Linked DNA regions of Homo sapiens: region 1 is linked to region 2. Evidence: chromatin loops called from intact Hi-C (ENCODE). Cell type or tissue: endothelial cell of umbilical vein. All regions are shown on one strand. Each heading gives the region's core, and the rest is flanking DNA. Links, peaks and the distances in the headings are about the cores only.

Region 1 (11,109 bases), core at 1,247-9,246, 120 kb before region 2:
TGGATCCCAGGCAGAGGAATCAGAGGCAAAACATGGAGGGAGTGAACTCCTGAAATCACTTGGGTTCTGAATCCAGCCAAGCCCGAAACCAGCCCTGCCCTGGGCTTTTCAGGTACTTGAGCCAATGCATTCTCTTTTCCTCTTCATCAAGGTTTGTTTAGAGTTTGCATCCCACGTGACTGAACAGAATGGACATTGCTCTTAGCAAGGGACAGTAACCATGAGTCCAAGTCCTGAAACAGAGATGGGGTCCCCTTCCTCCCTTCTCACTGGTTTCCTTCCTCCTGAGTGGGGTCTATCTGAGCCTGGCATTTCCTTCGTGACAGTTTCATTTGCTCCTGGACGGTTCCCTTGCTCACCATCAGCCCTCGGGCCAGCTCTAACACTCAGTTTGTCCAGATAATGTTAGGAACCTGTAAAGAGGAACTCTATGTTGTTCAACTTTTTCTCTCATTAGCACACTGTTTTTCTGTCCCGGGTGATGCAGGCTGAATGCAAAGCAGCAAGATGTGCTGGTTTGAATTCCGTGGCCTTCCTTCATCAGCCTGAGTGTTTGTGTACACACAGCTGGGCTGCAACGTCAGTTTCTGTCTGATGGCTCAGAGCCACAATTTTACCCTGTTATTGATGCCCATTATGTCATTTTAGAAAATGTAGGGATGTGGCTGTCCAACTTATCTGAATATCTGTATATAAATAAATAAATGTACATTTAAATCCATCCTAACTTTGACGTGATCTGAGGGAAAAATGAGGTCTTTGTGTTTTCCCATAGAAATAAGAAGAAAGTAGGTTAATAAACCATCAGTATCACAAGCAATAATGCAACACATGAAATATCATTTGCAAATTATTTTTGCAATTACAATGTTGGTTTTCCATGAAGAGTTGTAGCAGCTGCCTCCTCTCTCAAATAACATATTCACCTGTGGACAGATGGGGAATTGCTAAGATCCCAGCTTATGTTTGTGAAAAGAGAAGCACCACAGTTTAGTGAGCAAGGAGGTTACTAAGCTTGGTGTGCACTCAAAGGCCATGTCTGCACTGTGTGTGATGAAGTGGAGGCTTTGGATACCCATCAGCAAGTTTTATGTTAATAAAATATTTTTTCTTCTATCAAATGCTAAGACCAAAAAGTTTGTCATCTGAATGTAATCGCGTAATTGTCTTGACTCTCAGCTCCATTTTGTGCTCAGAAGAAAGCAGTTGTGTCACGAAATGGAAAGATGAGGTCTAGGTTCAGTAGACCAGTATTGGCATTCTGGGAAAAATAAGACCCCAAAGATAACTTTTTACCATGATTTCACAGACAAATAGGACCTGAGATTTTCTTTTTATGGAGCAAGAAAGCAATGCTTATGAGGACCAGATCTGGGTCTAGTACTACCAAAGAGACTGCAGAGACTTGTGGAGGCATGTGATGGTGTTTCTGAACAATGTTTTTAAATTGTATATGTTTTGTAACAGGAAGAGAGAGATAGGGAAAGGGAGGCGGGAGGAAGGAAAGAAGAAAATAAGAGGAAGGAAGGAAGAATGGAGGAAAATTTCTCTTAATCAGAGAAATAATGAGAGCAAAAAAGAAAAAGAAACCCAGAGAGTCAGAATTCTATTGCAGCATCGTTGGCTAGAGAAAAGGACACTCGGGATTTGACAGGTCGTTGGGAGTGGCTGCTGGGTTTGAGCAGAGTATAACACATCAAGAGCTATGATATACGAAACTGAGTAGGCTTATTTCTTGCATGGCAGAGGAAGGATTAGAACCAATGAGTAGGAAAGAGACTTTGGTTCAGTTTTAAGAACTTTCTTAATAGAGAAATGGGCTTGCCAGTGAGTAGTGAGTTTCTTGTCTGGAGACTTTCCAGCAGAGACCAAACACATATAGGGTACGTTGACAAGGGAATTTAAACATTGAGGAAAATGTTAGACTAACTACTGAGATTCTATGTTTCACATTCGACTCTTGGAAATTAAGCAGTCATCTTAATAGAATACCTGGAAGAATCTGAAGCCACTGGGAACAAATAACCCTTAGACTCATGCAGAGTTCAGAGGAGGAAAAAGCTATGGCAGCAAGAACAAAGCACAAACCAAGTTAACACTTTGCAGCAATGAGGCAATTACTTCCCTCCAAAAACTCCACAGGGAACAATAGTAGGTAGAAGTTAAATCACAAACACTTCCCCTCATTATCTAGGAAATAACTTGAGCTGCCCTTCTAATTAGCATCTGTAAGCAGCCCTGTGCTGTCAGTTCTGGATAACTCTCAGAACCTAGTAAGATGATTATACAAGATGCTCAATCCCATGGTCATTGTTGGCCAGAACACTGCCACCCACACAATGACATGAGTAAGAGGCACTGCAGAAGCCACTTAAACTCCTGGACATATGGGCATAATAACATTTGGAGCTATTGTATAGTTCTGCAATTCAGTGAGCTTCAGCATATTCTGAGAATGAACAAGCTTCCTTCTTATGGTTAGAGTTGCTTTGGCACCTAACTCTCCATGTAAAGAGCCTTGTGTGCAGGGGCAGAGATGATTACATTTAAAATAAAGGCTTACATTTGCATTAATCACATTTATTAGGAAGCTAAGCAAAATCTAAGCTACTGTTTAAAGGTTCTGATGGAAAACATTTTCTCCTTCCACCTGTTCTTGGGGCAATATATTCTATGGACATGGTGACGGCCACTTTCTTCAGGTTGTCCTAGGTAGCTATTTATAAAATCATAGTTATAGAATGTTGGGTCACTTTTTAATGTGCTTATTAAAGCCAAGGAAATAATTTGGCATAACTCCCCAGGCATACTAGAGAAAACCAAGGCATGATCCAAGTAAGAGTCTCAATTTTGCATTTCTCTACTTTCTTCTGGGAGCTTGTCAATATTTGCTATTTGGTTTTCTTACTTTTTTACTTTGAAATCACTATAGGTGTGGGTTGGGGAAGTGAGGATGAGATACACTTTCAAAAAGTTCATACGGGCTGGAAAGGAGATGGGCACCTTAAGTCCCTGGGAGGAATTCATCAAGTATTAGTTATTTTCATGTGTCATGGGTGAGAAGCTTTTCTCCTCTCATCCAAGCAAGCCCAGCCTTTGGTTTTTCCAAGGCAGAGACCGTCTACTGGTCTCTAAGGACTTTCTGTAAACATCTTGTTAATTAGCTGTTAAGCACATTAAGTGAGAAATAAACATGAGTGACTTCATATTTATAGAGTTTGACAGGGGTAAAATCAATTGCTAATTGAGAAGAAGAATTTGAAAAAGAGACAAAAATATACCTAAGGATTTTGGTTTTGAGTCTCTGTTTCTATAGCCTAATTTTTCTCCTGGTTGTATAGACTATCATTTCTTGTTTCTTGGCCTGTACAGTAATTTTTATCTGGGTGCTGAACACTGTAAATTTTACTTTGTTGAGTATTTGGATTTTGTTGTCATCCTTTAAAGAGAGTTAGACTTTGCTCTGGCAGAAAGTTGTTATTTGAGCATCAAATTGTTTTTGTTTTGTTTTGTTTTTGAGGTTTGTTTTTAAGCTTTATTAGAGTGGTCCTAAAGTAGTCTGTAGGGCTAGTACAATGGCATGGCCCTCATGAAGTCTCTACTAAATGCTCTGGGATTTTAACCAGGTCTCTCTACTCTGGCTGGTTGGAGCTAAACTATCTTGCATCCCTGCGTGAGCTCTGGGAATTGCTCAGCTCACAGCTTACAGGTAGCAGTTCTTTGACCAGTTCTATGGAGTTTTACTCTGAAAATACACAGCTCAGTTTTCAGTCAGAGACCCATAGAGACACCCATGCAGATTTCTGGAGCTTTTTCTTTGTACGTTTTTTTCCTCTCCAGTATACTACCTCACAAAGCTGCCTCAGTCTCTCTAAACTATGATCCCTGTCTTGTCAATTCACAAAGACTGCTGTGTTCTCCTTGGCATCGCTTTGGGCACTGAGGTCTGGAAGGTGCCTCCAGGCAGAAATCTGGAGTGGTTGTGGGGCTCACCTTGTTATTTATCTTCTCTCAGGGACTATGTTCTTAATGCTACCTGTTGTCCAATGCCTGAAAGCAGTTTTATATATTCTATTTAGTTTTCTAGTAATTTATGATGGGAAAATATATCAGCTTCCAGCTACTCTGTCATGGCCAGAAATGGAAGTTCTTCATTTCCTAGTCTTTGCATACACATGTTGCACTGTTTCTGCTGCCAACAATTCATCAAACATTACATAGTTGAATAGAAACAGGACCTGGAGGTTGGGGTTGGAGAGGAGATTGTAACTCAGTGGCAAGACATTCATATAAATAAGTCCACCATGGGGAAGAATAATAGAGACGTGTAGTCTGGGCATGGCCTGGCTTTCCCTGTCTAGGACTCTCACACCGATAACCCTCTAAGCTGGGCTTAAACACTTCTTCCCTTTCCCATTATCAATACTGACTCATCCTTGACCCAGACTTACTTTTGTTTATTTGTTGTTTTGAAGCAGTCTTTTATTCTTTTTTATTTTAAACTTTTATTTTAAGTTCAGGCTACACGTGCAGGTTTGTTATATAGGTAAACTTGTGTCGTGGAGGTTTGTTGGACAGGTTGTTTCATCACCCAGGTATTAAGCCTAGTACCCATTAGTTATTTTTCCTGACCCTCTCCCTCCTCCTTTTTTTGAGGGATGACGACAGTTGCTAATCTTGATCTAGTAAATGAATATGGACTGTGTAATTTCCTCCCAAGATCCTGGATCCTTAGCCTAGACATGATTCAAATGAATAATGATATCTTTATGCAGCAGGGAAGGACAATAGGAATGACTGGTGTTAGATGAGACTTGTCAAATTATGCCAAGCAAGCAATTGTCTATGGCTAGTGAACACCCTCAACCCTAGCTCCATTGCTTTTCTTAGCTAACTCCTTCCCCAGTCCCCCATTCAGGAAGATCCTACTTGACTTCTCCATCAGCTTTTTTAGCCTTCAAGCTCAGCTCCAGCCTATCTCCCCTCTAGGCTTGTTATATCATGTGTGCCAGGATGCTTACTTGGATGTATGGCTTCTTGCCAGCATATATTTTGTTCTTGAGGCTTATTCTTAAGTGGGTGGGCCACTGAAGTGTCATTCTCTCTATGTAAGCTGGGGCAGGAACTTGAAAATTGTTTGATGGAGGAGAATAAAGGGAAGTTTGCTGAAAGGATTAAAACAAGCCTGAGGAAAAGTCATGAAGCAGTAAAAGTAATAAATATTAATTACAGTCAAATGGAATTGTATGATGACTATTAGTTGTTTGCAGTTTCAGCTACAAATGCTGGATTCCTTTGATCTTTCTGAGGAAGGTAAGTCCTGGTTCCATCTCTAGGTTGTATTTGCAATTCTCAAGGCTGATTAAAGAACGTTATAGCATCTTCACATTAAGAAAGCTTGCCAAAGCTTTTCCCTGTTCATGGGGATAATGCCTGTATTTTCACAAGGTCTGATACTCAGCTAATGTGGTTCAAAAATATAACTGTCCTGAGTTTGAAACCACAGAAGAAACAGAAAAGATCCCAGAATTTTGCTTAATATTTTGTATTCCACCCAGAAAGAAACCTTATGAAGATAACATCTGTAGCAGTTAATTTGATTTTAGCAATTCTGACTTTCAGAATTTTGATTTAATAAGCCTCATAGGGTCCACCCAAATGCTGTATCTACATGTTTGCTCTTGACTAAAGACATCATAGAGATACCAGGAGAATGTCTGAACCTGAACTCTTGAAGGAAAACTAGACGCAGGTTAACTGGCTATGAAGGCTCTGCGTGATTCTAATTTCTGACTCCAGATTTTCCATCCTAAGAAGTTGGTTAAAATGCACATGCACACATTCACACACATGTCACACACCACCACCACCACCAACAACAACAACAACAAAATTCTCAACTTTTGTAGCTAAAGGAATAGTTTGGTCTTGCTGGACTCTTCTTTTTCCCCAGAACAATGGAGACACCTGTATGCCCCTAATCCATCATCAGCCATCCACACTGCCTCTGTGAAATACCCACTTTGTTTCTCAGGGCCCTTGTGACTGAGGGTTGAGATGTTGCCTTTGCACTTACTCTATTGCTCAAAGTATATCCTCTAACACCATGAGTTTTCAGTCACTTTATTTCTTTGAAAGATGTTGCCCTGTTCTAATATGCCCTGCAGGATGCTAGCTGCTTGCTGGAAGGGGCTGGCTGAGGCTGCTGGGGCTGTATGCTTTTTCAGCATGACTCATTTGCATCTGTCTTTTCTTTGGCAGTTATATTCTTGCTCTAGGCTGTCCCAATGGGAGGAGAATTTATTAAATCAACTTTATTGAAGTATAATTTATACCAATGAAATGCACAGATTTTAAGTATACAATTTGATGAGTCTTGACAAATATATACAGCTGTCTAACTGCTACTCCAACATAGAACATTTTTATCTCTTCAGAAAGTCACATGCACTCCTTCAGAGTTAATCTGTGTCCCACAGCCAACCAATGATCCAATTTCTATCACCATCATAAGTTTTGCTGGTTCTAGAATTTCATATAAATACAATTAAAGGCATACATTCTTTTATGTGTGACTTCTTTTGCTCAACATGTCTACTAGGATGATCTTGGTTGTTGTGTATATTATCAGTTATTTTATTGCTATTACTTTTTATGGTTGAGTGTATTCCATTGTATGAATATATAAACAGTTCTCCTTCGCCTGTTTGTGGACATTGAGAAGTTTCTAGGTTTTGGCTACTATAAATGAAGCTACTATGAATGTTTGTTTTTAAGATTTTTGTTGAAGTATGTTTTTATTTCTCTTTGAAAAATAGAGTAGAATTGTTGGTCATAGCAGAAGTATAGTGTTGGCCTTATAAAAAGGAAAAAACTTCCAAACAGTTTGCAAACTGTATCATTTCACATTCCTACTAGCAACGTATGAGAATTCAAGTTGCCGCACATCCTTAGCAACACTTTATCTTGACAGTCTTTTTAAATTTTAGTTCTCCTAGTGGGTAGGTATTGGTATATCATTGTGTTGTTAATTTGTACTTCCCCGATGACCAGTTATATTGACTGTATTCTCATATGTCTACTGGCCATTCTTCTGTGTGTGGGTGTTTTCAATATTTTACCAGTTTTTAGTTGTGTTGTTTCTTTTCTTATTATTGAATTGTAGGAGTTCTCTATATATTTTGGTTACATGTCCTATTTCATAAATAGGTATTGCAAATACTCTTTCCCAGTCTGTCATTTGACTTTTCATTTTCTTAACAGTTTCCTTCAAAAAACAGACATTTTTAATTTTGATAAAGTGCAGCTTTTCATTTTTTTGTCCTTTATGGTTAGTGTTTTTTGTGTTTTGTCAAAAAAAAATTGTCTTTCCTAACATACTCTTTATTATATGTTGTTTTTCCTTAGAAGTTTTGGTTTTTGCTTTTGCATTTAAATATATGGCCCATTTTAAGTTGCTTTGTGTATAGATATATATTATATATTGTGTATAAACATATATATTGTGGCTTTATGACATAGGAGAAATGATAAAACAACAATACTGGAATTGGGGTATAAGAATACACAGTTCTTAGGTTATACTTGAAGTAGTGTAATGTTGAGCATCCTGTGATGAGTTAAAGACATATATTATACATCTTAGAGCAATCACCTTAGAAAAGGGCTAAAGATAATAAACTAATAGAGGAGGTAAAATGAAATGCTAAAAATACTCAATCCAAAAGTGGGTAGAAAAAAGGACAAAAAAGAAAAACAAGATGGTATATTTAAACCCAACCATGTCAATAATTACATTAAATGTAAATGGCCTAAATATTCCAACTAAAAGGCAGAGATTGTCAGAGTGGATGAAAATATAAAACTCAACTATATGCTGCCTTTAAGAAATTCACTTTAAATATAAAGGCAGATAGGTTAATAATAAGGTCTGTAAAATATATATGTAAATATTAATCATGAGAAAACCGAAGTGGTCATGTTAAATAGACCAATGATGAAAGAGTTAATTCACTAGAAAGACATGCCAATCTTAAATATATATGCACCTAACAACAAGTTTAAAACACATTAAGCAAAGGCGATAGAACTGAATGGAGAAATAGAGCCACAACTATAACTGGAGATTTTAACACTCCTCTTTAAATAATTTATAGAACAAATTGACCGAAAACAAAATTAGGTATGAATATTGGATAAAGGAGATTTGAATAACACTGTCAATCAACTGACTCAATTGACATTTATAAAATACTCAACCCAACAATAGTATAATACACATCCTTTTCAAGTGCACATGGGACATTTGCCAAGATAGACTATATGCTGGGCCATAAAAGAAATCTTAATAAGTCTAAAATAATCAAAATCATGGAGTATGTTCTCTGACCAAAATATAATTAACTTAGAGATTACTAATAAAACATATCTAAACATTTTTCAAATATTTGCAAATTTAGAAATACACCTCTACATAACCCATGAGTCACAGAAGAAATCATAAGAAAAATAGAAACACTTTAAAATGAATGAAAGTAAAAACACATCATATCAAAATTTTTAGTAGAAAGCTAAAGCAATATTTAGAGGGAAATTTATAGTTTTAAATATTTACATTTAAAAAGAAGAAAGATATAAAATCAATTATTTGTTTTCAACTTAAGATACAGAACCAAGAGCCAAAAATAAGTAGAAGAAATGTAATGATAAGGATAAAATACTAACTTATTAGTAAGATTTTAAATAATTTTTAAAGGTTCATCTATGTCTATAAGGCCTTGCACATACTAGGTGCCTTGTAAGTATTTTTTTCCAGTTGGAATAAAGCCTTCTACTTTCTAATATAGGGTTAAAACAGTGTGGCTTAGTAGAATGAACATAAGTTAAAGAGTATGGGCAGTCTAGAGTTTAAATATCAGCTCCCTCATTTAATAATTGCATGACCTTGGACAAGCCATTTAATTTCTCTGAGCTATAACAATAGCTACATTTATTGAGTACTTATTGATGGTATGCACCTTATATGTATTAACTCATTTAATTCTTATAACAACTCCATGAGGTAGGTACATTTAACATCCTCCTTTTAAAGGAAATAGTATCTCATATGGTTTAGAAGCCCCTCTGAGATCACAGAGCTAGCAGATGGTAGCATTGAGATTCAAAGACAGGCTCATCTGACAGTAATCTTATGTACTATTCCTGAAGATCCAGAAAACTTCAGTTTCTTCATTTGTAAAAATAAGGTTATTGATGCAAGATTGACTGAAGGGGAACAACAGGAATGGAGAACAACAATACACAGGGTCTGGCTGTGTACAGGGAGAGAGGGAGTGGAATGTCCCCCAAGTGCTATTCAACAGAGCAGTTCCAAGATGCATTTCAGCACTAGGGCCTGCAGGGAGAGAGGTCAGGAACATATTGTATTGCCCATTGGTGCCATCTACTTTGCTGTGTCTGGCTTGCCAGGCCCAAGCAGGTCATGTAAATGAGTACAGTGGTAGGTAAGGTGGGCCGTGACAATGAGTGATGAATCTTCTAAAGCGTCAGCAGCCCCTTGCCTCAGACTCCCTGAGGCCACACTGAAATGTGCACCCAGCATCACCAGAGCTTCTGAGTTTTCAAGAGATGCCAGTAATCTGGCTTTTAAGTACTCTCAATTCTTAGGTATTGACTCTTAAACTTTTTAAGGAAACACTGTAGGGGCTAAATAAAATACATTTGATGGCTGGCTTTAGCTCATGATGGGCAGTCCATAGTCTTGGGTTTACACTTAGTGTGTTTTAAAGGATATTCCAATAACCAGAACGAAAGTGTTTTTCTTATCTTCTAAGTTCTTTTGAGTAATAATTCCAAAGTACTATATGGACATCAATAGGTTGGGATTAATATTTATGTTGGAATGAAAAAAGAAAACTGTGTGTGTGTGTATGTGTGTGTGTGTGAGAGAGAGAGAATTTCTTAAAAGACTTCAAAGCAGAAAACTATGTGGCTAATCTTATTAGTGGAAAAAAAAAAAGACTTAGCATCTCTGGGAGATACTCCTTTACTCCTTTGGTTGGAGTCACCCTTGTCAGGCGAGAAAGGAAAGGTGATAGCACAGTTTTCCTCTTAGCTACAAGGGGGGAATAGAGAACTTAGCAGATGAATGATGACCAACTGAAGAAGGCTCAGGGTAACATCACAAATCCACAATGCATAATGTTGCTGGGAAGAATATGTGACTAATTGCCACCTGTATTTAAAGCAGTGGGGAGAGAGGTGTTTCCCTTTCTTTGAAAGAAACACCAAAGAAGGAAGGAAAGAAAGAACAGATTACATCTGTGCTTCTCTAAATTTCATGTGCACACAGATCCCCCGGGGAATCTCATTAAAATGCAGATTCTGAATCAGTAGCTGGAGGGTAGGGTAGGGCCTGGGAATCTGTATTTCTTACAAGTTCCCAGGTGATGCTGATGCTGCTGGGTCCAGGGCCACATTCTAAATGACAAGAAACTAGCTGTTCTATTAAAGTGAGTGCAAAAGTAATTGTGATTTTCCCATTGTTGGAATTTGCTGTTTGATATTGGAATACATTCTTAAATCAATGTGGTTAAGTTATACATCATTTTAATGGGCATTTCTCTATTTTTTTTTGCTAATGACTTATTACTTGCTGTTTATTTTAAACTATGGAAATGATGTTAGACAAAAAGCAAATTCAAGCAATTTTCTTATTTGAGTTCAAAATGGGTTGTAAAGCAGCAGAGACAACTTGGAACAACAACAATGCATTTGGCTCAGGAACTGCTAATGAACGTACAGTGCAGTGGTGGTTCAAGAAGTTTTGCCAAGGAGACAAGAGCCTTGAAGATGAGGAGCACAGTAGCTTGCCATTGGAAGTTGACAATGACCAATTGAGAGCAATCATCGAAGCTGATCATCCTTACAACTACACAAGAAGTTGCTGAAGAAGTCAACGTTGACCCTTCTATGGTCATTTGGCATTTGAAACAAATTGCAAAGATGAAAAGGTTCCATAAGTGAGTGCCTCATGAGCTGAGCAAAAATTTAAAAAAAAAAATCATTGTTTTGAAGCGTCGTCTTCTCTTATTCTACACAATAACGAAC
Region 2 (11,109 bases), core at 1,942-9,941:
TTTTTTTTTTTTTTTTTTTTTTTTTTTTTGAGAGGGAGTCTCGCTCTGTCGCCCAGGCTGGAGTGCAGTGGCGCGATCTCGACTCACTGCAAGCTCCGCCTCCCGGGTTCACGCCATTCTCCTGCCTCAGCCTCCCGTGTAGCTGGGACTACAGGCGCGCGCCACCACGCCCGGCTAATTTTTGTATTTTTAGTAGAGACGGGGTTTCACCGTGTTAGCCAGGATGGTCTCGATCTCCTGACATGTTCTTTCTTCTATACTTTGTTGCTTCTGAAAATATTGTGCTTGGGTATTTGTTTTTTACCCTGTAGTTTTAACAAGCCCCACTCGAAAGCACTCTAAAACCCTGGCATGCACTGTGTTTGCAGTCCCTGTTGTACTGTTTCAAAGTAACCCATTCTATTGTGTGCTGAGATTTACTCTATGATAACTCTAACTCATACAAACTAGTAGCTGGGATATTACCTCCAAGGGCCACTGGTCGCCAAAGACTTATGTACTCTGTCCTTGATCAAGCTGAGAGTTTGATATTGAGTTCCAGTGAGAAAGAAGCTACCCTTTCTTTATCTGTAGCTCAGGACACTTCCAAATTGTCTTGCTCATCTCTGTACCTTTCCTCTGCAGCTTCTTCAAAAGGATAAATTAAATTCCTGCAAGAACATCTTTAAATAAACTATACTTGTATTGGCACCCTTGCATTTATGTAGAAATTAAAGGAAGACATATTTTTATTACAAAAATAACTTCTTAATAATAGCTGGGTATGAACTAATTGCTTTCAAGGCTTTGCACATGGTGGCAGGAATTATTACATTAAATGTACACTGTGGCTTTTGGCTTGGGCATACTTGGATGAGGGCTCAGCCACCAGGAGATCCCCACAGTTCTCATCTTTCCAGATAGATGAACTTGATGCCTCCTTTGCATTGAGTATGAGAATGGTATAGGCCCTCCCCCAATAAACTGGTAGGATTTGCATTTAGCAATATTTAACAATAAAAACTATGTTTACTGAGCTTTGCTGTGCCAAGCACTGGGCTAGGTGCTTTCTATGTAATAATGCACGGACTCTGATGCAAAACTACCTTAATTTGAATCCTTCCCCATCTACTGACTAGATATTTAACCATATTGAGTTGCTTAACTTTGTTATGCCTCAGTTTCTGCATCTGTAAAATGAGAATAAGGAGAGTACCTACTTTAGGTGTTACGGAAGTGAATGAGTTCTTAATGTCCAGTACTAAGAACAGTATAGGTATGCAATCAGAACAGAAGAAAGGGTAGTTATTGTTGTTATAATAATGATAAGGAGGAGGATGCTGAACTCTAACCAACTGAGAGTTAAAAAGTATATTTTCTTTTATTGACTTTATTCTTTAACCCCAACTTCAGGAAACTGAAGGCTTGGACAATATTTCCATGACTCATTCAAAGTCAGATGTCAAACAGCTAGTAAATGGCTGAGCTTGGAGAGGAACAGGTTTCTTTGTCTATGACTAACACGTTAATTGATTAAATCATCCAATCCACTGGCCAAACTAGTCAAACAGCCAGCAGGTTTATGATATAGAGGTGAGGGGAATGAGCTTGATGGTGTTATAGGATGGACAGTGGCTTTGGAATCAGAAAATCTTGTCCTGAATCAGCCTTCACTAACTCAAGTCAGTTGACTTCTCCAAGTTTCTATTATTTCATCTATAAAATGATTCCCAATCTAACCCATTCAAGATGGGTGTTCAGAGAAGCAAAGAAATATCATATTTGAGAGAATTTTGTAAATCAAACTGCCATAAATTGTGCCATTTATTAATGTTTGATATTTTACAAAATGATTTTTACTTGTTTTACACAGTTGTTAATTAAAATGACCAAATCACTTGGTTATTGCTTGTAATATATGTGGAATCCAACAGTTTTTTTAACCTACAAGTACATGAATCAGCCTTGAAAACAAGCACGATGATTAATATTGAGTGTCAACTTGATTGGATTGAAGGATGCAAAGTATTTGTTCCTGGGTGTGTCTGTGAGGGTGCTGACAAAGGAGATTAACATTTGAGTCAGTGGACTGGGAGAGGCAGACCCACCCCCAAGCTGAGTGGGCACCATCTAATCAGCTGCCAGCGTGGCTAAAATAAAGTAGGCAGAAGAAAGTGGAAGGAGAGAGATTTGCCGTGTCTTCTGCCCTTCATCTTTCCTCCATGTTGGATACTCTTAAGTTCTTCAGCTTTTGGATTCTTGGACTTACACCAGTGATTTGCTAGGGGCTCTCGGGCTTTCAGCCAGACTGAAGGCTGCACCATCAGCTTCCCTATGTTAGAGGTTTTGAGACTCAGTCTGGATTCCTTGCTCCTCAGCTTGCAGATGCCCTATTGTGGGATCTCACCTTGTGATCATGTGAGTCAACTCTCCTAATAAACTACCCTTTATATATATATGTGTGTGTGTGTGTGTGTGTATGTGTGTATATATATATATATATATTCTATTACTTCCCTTCATATATATAAATATATATAAAAATATATATAAATATATATAAATATGTATAAATATATATAAATATATATAAATATATATAAATATATATAAATATATATAAGTATATATAAATATATATATAAATATATATAAATATATATAAATATATAAATATATATAAATATATAAATATATAAATATATATAAATATATATACCAATATATAAATATATAAATATATATAAATATATATAAATATATAAATATATAAAAATATATATAAATTATACATATATAAATATAAAAATATATAAATATATATATAAATATATATAAATATATATAAATATATAAATATATATATAAATATATATAAATATATAAAAATATATAAATATATATAAATATATATAAATATATATAAATATATATAAATATATAAATATATATAAATATATATAAATATATAAATATATATAAATATATATAAATATATAAATATATATAAATATATATAAATATATAAATATATATAAATATATATAAATATATAAATATATATAAATATAAATATATAAATATATATATAAATATATATAAATATATAAATATATATATAAATATATATAAATATATAAATATATATATAAATATATATAAATATATAAATATATATATAAATATATATAAATATATAAATATATATATAAATATATATAAATATATAAATATATATATAAATATATAAATATATATATAAATATATATAAATATATAAATATATATAAAAATATATATAAATATATAAATATGTATATAAATATATATAAATATATATATATATAATATACTACTACTCTCCTTCAGATAGATAGATAAATAGATAGATAGATAGATATCCTATTAGTTCTGTTCTGTCCCCTTAGAGAACCCTGACCAATACAACGTTGGGAAATGTCCTAACTCATAAAAATGGAGACCCTTTCTCTCTTTCTCCCAGGAAATGTACAGTTTACATTCATGCTTTGATTCATACTTTGATTGATTCATTCATCCATTCATTCATTCATTCACTTTTCTTTTTTCTATGTGCCAGGCATTATGATGGGTAATAGAATGAATAACGTACAATCCTTGCCCTTAGTAGGTTAAGCAGCCTCATAAACACATCATTATAATCCATTGCGTTAAACGTAGTGCTAGGTAATTGATCTGGGAAGGAAATTCATAGAAGACTTCCCGGAAGAAGTGACATCTAAATTGAGTCTTGAAGAAAAAAAATAAGTTATTAGCAGCTAAATACATGGATCTCCTTTGTGACCCTCCAAGGGCAGATGGCAAGACTTGGTGGTGATGGATGGACTTCACTGTGAATTTCAGGTCTGAAATGACTGAAGAAACTTGATGACTTGGCTGAGAATGTCCTTCAATAATCTGCTATATGCATAGGGCTTCTCTATTGGGTGTCTTTGGGCAGATGTTTGCAAACCTGGCTTATTTAATGTATGAAGTTTCTACAATGGACCGTGTTTGCCTTAAAAAAGGAAATGATTCTTTACTCTTCTCAAATGGTCATAAAGAAGCAACTCATGTTTATGTAATGCAGCTCAGTGCTGAGGCTGAAGATAAGAGTGAATTTCGATGGAGCTCTTCCAAGCACTAAAACAAAATGAAGGAAATAAGATACGATTAGACCAGAATTCATGGAAGTGAGTCAAATATACATCTCCACCTACAAAGAAATAGTCTCATTATCGCTTTAAAAGATTTTTATGTGGGAACATCATGTGCGTATTGTTTCATAATTACTCTTTAACATGCAGTAAAAATAATTTTGCATGCACCAGTTTGAGTGTTTATTGGCTTCCCTAAAAGCAAAGGCCTTGAGGTACTAATTGGGACAGAGGCGGGAGGAGAACAGGGTCAGAGAAGAGACCCAAGGAATGTCAAAATCAGTCATTTGCTCCTAAGTGGTAGGAAACAGAGACATTTTTGGTTCCAAGTTGCTTGTTTGGGCCTAGTTAGAAAAGTTGGTTAAACTCTGGGCATTTGCAGGTTGAGAGCTATTTGTTTATGTGAACTAGAAAAAAGTATCTTTCAGGACCAAAGGTATTGGGATGGGTTCAGTGGAGAGGGTGGATGTACTTTGGGCTCAGAGCTTAATATTGATCCTATAGATCAGGGGTCCCCAACACCAGGCCAAGGACCCATACCAGTCCGTGGCCTGCTAGGGACCTGGCCACACAGCAGAAGGTCAGCAGTAGGCCAGTGAGCATTACTGCCTGAGCTCTGCCTCCTGTCAATCAGCAGCAGCATTAGATTCTCCTAAGAGCGGGAACCCTATTGTGAACTGCACATGCTAGGGATCTAAGTTGCACGCTTCTTATGATAATCTAATGCCTGATGATCGGAGGTGGAACAGTTTCATCCCAAAAGCATTCCCCGTCATCCATGGAAAAATTATCTTCCATGAAACTGATCCCAAAGCGTTTTGGGACCACTGCAGATGCCTGGGGATACCTGACATCCGATTGCATAACAAACTTCATCCTCTGAATATTCATAACCATGAGTAGTGTTTGCATTATAGTAAGTGGTGTGTGGACAAATACTACAACCATTATAAATAAACTGTGGTAGTAATTGTAGTAATAATACCTGCTTTGAATTAAGGAGGTGTGCCATTTGCCTGGTATTTTAGATGTGCCATCTAGTGGTCAGAAGGAGCATTTTCAGATTATTAAAGTCGCTCTAGTACTCAGAGACACTTGCAATATTCTGAGTACTGATTATTTCACGGTAAGTATCCACTATGTTTCTTCCTCCAGGGAAATAATTCATCATTTTTGGTAATGTAAGTCTGAAGCTTTTTTGAAATCCTTTCGTCTGTGTAAAGCTAGTTTCCATCTCATCCTCTTCTATAAAATAAGATACTCTCTATTTGCTAAAGACAATTTAAACTGGGTCTCAGGGGAGGAGCCAGAACATACCAACAGGTGTGGGCAAAAGGACAGGTGTGGGCAAAGGGACAGAAAAGGTGGCTTGGCCAGATTGTGACACTTGTCGTTGTCACAGCTAAAATGTTTGAGGTTTGGCATTTAGGGGACACTGGAATGTCAGCAGTAAAGTGATGGGTCAGGGCTGAGATGCAAAAAGGTAGCTTGGTGTCGAGCAATGTGAGGCCAGAGGCAGGACACCTGGATGATGGGTGTGACGGTGGCCCAGCCAAGACACAGACATGGCCTGAATCAGACACAGAGTTGGTGATGGGGAGGGCTGGGGGATGCAGCAACATGACCCGTGGGAAGTGGGACATGGCTACAGGCAGTCTGCAGGCCAGTCTGGCACCACTGCATCCTGACACCCGGCACATGGCAGGTGTGGAGCAGCCAGGAGGGAGAGCCCCTGAGCCCCTGCCTGATCAGCTCCTCCCTCCCTCCTTTCCTCCCTACCTCCCTCCCTTCCTTCCTCCCTCCCTTCCTTTCTTCCTCCCTTCCTTCCTTCCTTTCTTTCTTTCATTCCTTCCTTCTTTCTTTCTTTTTTTTTTGGAGTCTCACCCTGTTGCCCAGGCTGGAGTGCAGTGGTGCAATCTCAGCTCACTGCAACCTCTACCTCCCAGGTCGTGATTCTCCTGTCTCAGCCTCCCGAGAAGCTGGGAGTACAGGTGCCCACCACCATGCCCAGATAATTTTTTTTGTATTTTTAGTAGAGACAGGGTTTCACCATGTTGGCCATACTGGTCTCGAACTCCTGACCTCAAATGATCCACCAGCCTCAGCCTCCCAAAGTGCTGGGATTACAGGTGTGAGCCACCATGCCTGGCTAGCTCTGTTTTCTTAATGAGAAAAGGATCTGCCCAGGAGGAGTGGAGTGGCACACCGTCAGGGGCTTGGAGACAGAAAGGAAGGGAATAAGAAGAAAATCAAAAGTATCTCAAATTGTACTGAAGCACTGCTTGGGCTAAAAACCACCAGCGATGTGGGCATCTATTCAGCAAGGTTGTGCCATTCTCCCTGTGCCAGAGCAGAGGGACAGGATAAAGTTTGTGCAAGGCCAGAGAGGGAGAAGACAATACTGTCATGTCCATCAGCCCTGTCCTTGGATCATCAACTGTTAACTGCAGTCTAGCTCCGTGAGGCTTGGTAGCTTTGTGGTTAAGACCCATCCCACCTCTGCTGCCCGTGGGGCCATCCTTAACCTCTCTCAGCCTCAGTTTCCTCACCTGAGAAGCAGGGATCAGAACATAACCTATCCCCCATGCAATGTAGTTGCAATTCGGTGGGGTAGTTCATACAAAGTGCCTGGCCACGAGCCTAGCGCATTGCTGGTGCTAAGTTGATGGTAGCTATTACTTTCTGCAGAAATGAGTATTTCTGTGCACACTTCATATATGGCCTACAAAGAACTCACTGCATCATTCCAGAATTTAGCTGTTGCCCTGCCACTTGAATCTTTGAGACTAAGAACTAATGGATGATGGTTCTAGTTCTGCCACTTCTCCCACCTTTTTTGGGTTTTTGACTCACACACACACACAATGAGAAGGAGAACTCTCCCACTCTGAATATTTAGGCATGCCACATTTCGTTTTATTTATTCACTATTCTCGGTAGCCGGATATTTTTGCACTGAGGCCATCTATAAAATCAAAAAAATGAAATCCAATCTTGGCTAACTTTGTAGTTAATTAACACATTTCTTTAGGCTCTTTATGAAGGAAAAAAGAAACAAATAACTTTTCACTTCTTTCTGCATGTGCCTGTATGGATGAGTAGAAGGAATTACTGTAATTAATGCTGGATTTTAAAATACCAGTATGGGGAGATAGCTAGCATCTTCCAAATAAGGAGATGAGTCAGAGCCTCAGAGATGCTATGGTGTTTAGATAAATGTGAGTTATTAGGTAACCAGGAAAAATACATTACAGAAGGCAACACATAGGGCAATGAAGCTGCAAGCCAGCACGTAAATTGCGAGCCACAGTCCTGAGTGCTCTGGTGGATAGCAGGTTTGTAACTCTATACAAAACCTATGTTTTCCTACCTAAGAAAGGGCAGAGGGTTTTGTCCAGTAAGATCTCTACCCTTCAGGACTTCCAGGTACTGTTTGATTTCCATTTTTCTGACTCAAGGTGGTCTTCCCGGGGGCCATGCTTTGGGAAAAGCTTGTATCTCTAAATTCACTTGATCTCCTCTTGCTGATTCCTGTAGCATCCTGGAGAAGTAAGAGTTGAAGAACTTCCTAGACTTCACAGAGCTCTGGTCTGGGGGCCTCTCTCCATTTGTTTTGTTGTTAAGGCCAATTTTAAGAACAATCAAACAGAAGGTTCTGGAGAGGGGAAAAAACAAATTGAAAAGGTACAAGCTAAAGAACTTAATACAAGAGAAAGTGAAGGATGTGGGGGAAGGACTAGAAATAAATCCTAGGAAAGCTACAATTCATCAGGTTTGAAGTAAGTGCATTTTCTAGTGGCTCATGGATCACTGGCTCATGAAAGAAGAAACAAAGAGAGATGTAAAACCTGGAGACTGACCCAGCAAACTCATTAGCCATCAAGCTGCCTATAGCCTTGCCTGCAGGAGGAATGGGAGCAGGACGAGGGCTCTGAGTCAGACAGGGAATGAAGCTACACCTTAGTCGGGAGGCTCCGATCCAGTGATGACCAACCCTTATTCCATTATCACCTCCCTATGGAGTCTCTTAAGACATTGTTTATCTAACCACCCCTCCTTGTGATACCACAGATACACCATAGAGCTCTCTATGTGCTGTGGCCTTTTAGAGGGCCACAAACTATTGTAATCTCTAAGATTTTCACCCCCAAGAAACAATTTTTATCCCCTGGGGGAGTGATGTTGCCCCTAGGTACTTACTGTATGCCTGGCCCTGGTGTGTATTATTTCATGTAATCCACTATTCCCATTTGACATATAAAACTTAGAAGGGTTGAATAACTTGTTCTAGGACAAAGAGGATTTCAACCCAGGGAGTCAATGTCAGCTCTGCCCTCTTAACAACTATGCTTCTGTTCAAGATCACAACCCGCCCTGCTCGTAACCACCATACTGTCCTGCTCCTTATTTGGAGAGGTTGGACAGTCTCAACTGGGATGCAGAAATAACATCCCTGTAGGCAGGACTCATGGGATCATGACAGGTGCCAAAGGGGTCCCCTCATATAAGCACCTTCCACTGAGGTAAAAGCAATGAGTGTGAAAACAGATTTAAAATCTAGTGCCTTGTTAAAAAGTCCTGTTTTAGACCATTACAAGACAGAAATCTCTGACTCCATTTTCCTCTCTCTAGAGTTCTGTATTACAAACTGCCCAGCATGGAAGCACATTTCTAATCTAAATGATCTCTACAGATTTTACCAAGGTGAGGAGCCCAATGTGGATCCTTTCATCCTAATGCAGTCTTCTGTGAACCATTCCTGATAGTTACCCATACTCTGCCTGAACATTTTCCATGTCATTCCGTCTTTCCTCATGGAAAGACACCTCCCTTCACCTCTTTTTATTTTAATCAGGCAGGGTATAACCTACATGAAGTAAGTTATACCATTCTTTTTGTTTGTTTTGTTTGTTTGTTTGTTTGTTTGTTTTGAGACAGAGTCTCGCTCTGTAGCCCAGGCTGGAGTGCAGTGGTGCAATCTTGGCTCACTGCAACCTCTGCCTGCTGGGTTCAAGCAATTCTCCTGCCTTAGCCTCCCAAGTAGCTGGGATTACAGGCACCTCCCACCATGCCTGGCTAACTTTTTGTATTTTTCGTAGAGACAGGGTTTGTTGGCCAGGCTGGTTTCAAATTCCTGACCTCAAGTGATCCGCCCGCCTCAGCCTCCCAAAGTGCTAGGATTACAGATGTGAGCCATCGTGCTTTCTTAAGTGTACAACTCAATGACTTTTAGCATGTGCATGATTCCGTGAACTGATGTTTGTCATCATATACATTCACTTCTCGTAGGCCTATACTTAGGAATGGGATAGCTGAGTAATAAGTAATGTTTAGCTTTAGTGTCAAACGTCAAACAATTTTCTACAGTGATCAGACCAAATTACACTCCCGTCAGCAATGTGTGCAAATGTTCCAGTTGGTCCACATCCTTGTCAGCATCTGATATTGTCTTTGTAAGCTTAACCATTCTGGTGGGTGTGTAGTTCTATCTGGTTGAGATTTTAATTTATTTTTCCTATTAAGTAATGCTATTGAGCATGTTTATATGCTTTTTAGCCATCTGATATCTTCTTTCATGAGATACTTGTGAAAGTCTTTGGCCCATTTTTAAATTTGGTGTTTTGTCCTTTTTTTATGATTCCTAGGAACTTTTATATACACTAAAAAATTTCCTATTAGCTAGGAAATATTATTTAAGGCCATACATGGTGGCTCATGCCTGTAATCCCAGAACTTTGGGAGGCTGAGATAGGAGGATAGCTTGATGCTGAGAATTTGAGATCAACCTGGGAAACATAGAACCAACTTTACAAAAAAATTTTTTAGAGAAAGAAGTATTATTTAAAATTGAAAGCTGCTATCATGTCTTGCTCCCTCTGCCCCAATTTGGAAATCAGATCATGTTTGTAAAGGCAAACCATCATGTTCAGGGGTGGAATGTGCCTCTTGCTGCCAGATACTAAATTATCTTGTTGGACTATAAATGAGAAGTTTGCCCTTTTGTGGGAAAGTAAGGGCACATGGTTTATATTAGTATTTCAACATAATATAAGACACTTACTTTACGTCATAGCCACTACCTCTTCCTGATGCTCTGGTCTAGATTCTGGCAGGTAGAAACGAAAGCTTAAGGGGAAAAATTACCATTTTTATAGTTAGCACTTATGGGCCAAGAAGTTATTCAAGTTATTCATTTTAATATAACTGATTTTTAAGGGCCTATAGTAATAATGGTCATTGATCACCTTCTCTGTGCCAGACTCCTGGCTAGGCATATTGTGAACTTTATCCCATTTAATTTTCACAAAAGTCCTACAAGGTAAAGATGAGGAAACAGACCCACAGAGAAGTTAGAAATGTGTCCAAGGTCATAAGCTAATAAAGGAAGAGCCAGGATTCAAACCCATGTTCAAAGTCCATGTCTCCCAAAGAAAAAATTACACTTTTACATCATTGTGAAGGTTGTAAGTTTTCTGTAGATGAGAAAGAAGTTTAAAAATTATCCCCATTCTGTTTTTATCTTGTTCTATGAACTTCCCTTTCCAACAAAGCAGCTTGGAGTTTGTGTGCCACAGTTGGCACTTAGGACTCTCATGAATTTCCAAGTCGATTCTGAGGGCAATGGCGCCGTGTGCAAATGTTTGTTTAAAGACATGCTGTGCGGTGGCAGGACCCAGCCTGCTCAGGCAGCAGGGGGAATCAGCACGGAGGCAGTGATCACACCAGGTATCAGCTCCTGAGTGAGCCTGCCTGTCTGTCCCTCCCTTCAGGGGCTGTGCATAAAGGCATTTCTCTCCAGCAAACATGCACATCATCCTGTCATTTTGAGCTAGAATCTTCCTCCCAACTTGTTATCATTATCAAAAAGCAAGTTCTGTACCTTCAGACTCTTTCCCTAAGGGAAATGAGACTCAAAGAAGGGTTACTGATATCAAAATTTGGGGCTCTCATTAAA

Evidence for each region. A loop is a pair of places that touch in the nucleus more often than their neighbours do. Peaks named below come from ENCODE experiments on the same cell type or tissue, not always from the same donor. Only the 100,000 strongest peaks of a DNase experiment are listed, where the experiment ranks them.
Region 1: it touches region 2 in a loop (9-fold over the local background); 2 of 110 quality-filtered maps call a loop at or near these places.

What each region holds. Positions count from the first base shown.
Region 1 is chr10:120,608,662-120,619,770 of GRCh38, forward strand. It overlaps LINC02930 (long intergenic non-protein coding RNA 2930), which reads left to right. Exons shown (of 5, transcript XR_002957103.2): 1 at 1-112. Among named protein-coding and RNA genes, the nearest start is that of LINC02930, 5.6 kb to the left of the region's middle. In endothelial cell of umbilical vein, for the core only: no CTCF peak of the experiment used is centred there; DNase peaks (open chromatin) are centred at 4,340 and 4,760; H3K27ac peaks cover 3,049 bases.
Region 2 is chr10:120,730,783-120,741,891 of GRCh38, forward strand. All of the region lies in intron 2 of LINC02930 (long intergenic non-protein coding RNA 2930), which reads left to right. Among named protein-coding and RNA genes, the nearest start is that of WDR11-DT, 110 kb to the right of the region's middle. In endothelial cell of umbilical vein, for the core only: a CTCF peak has its summit at 5,203 (motif pointing left); DNase peaks (open chromatin) are centred at 2,329, 4,109 and 5,179; H3K27ac peaks cover 2,192 bases.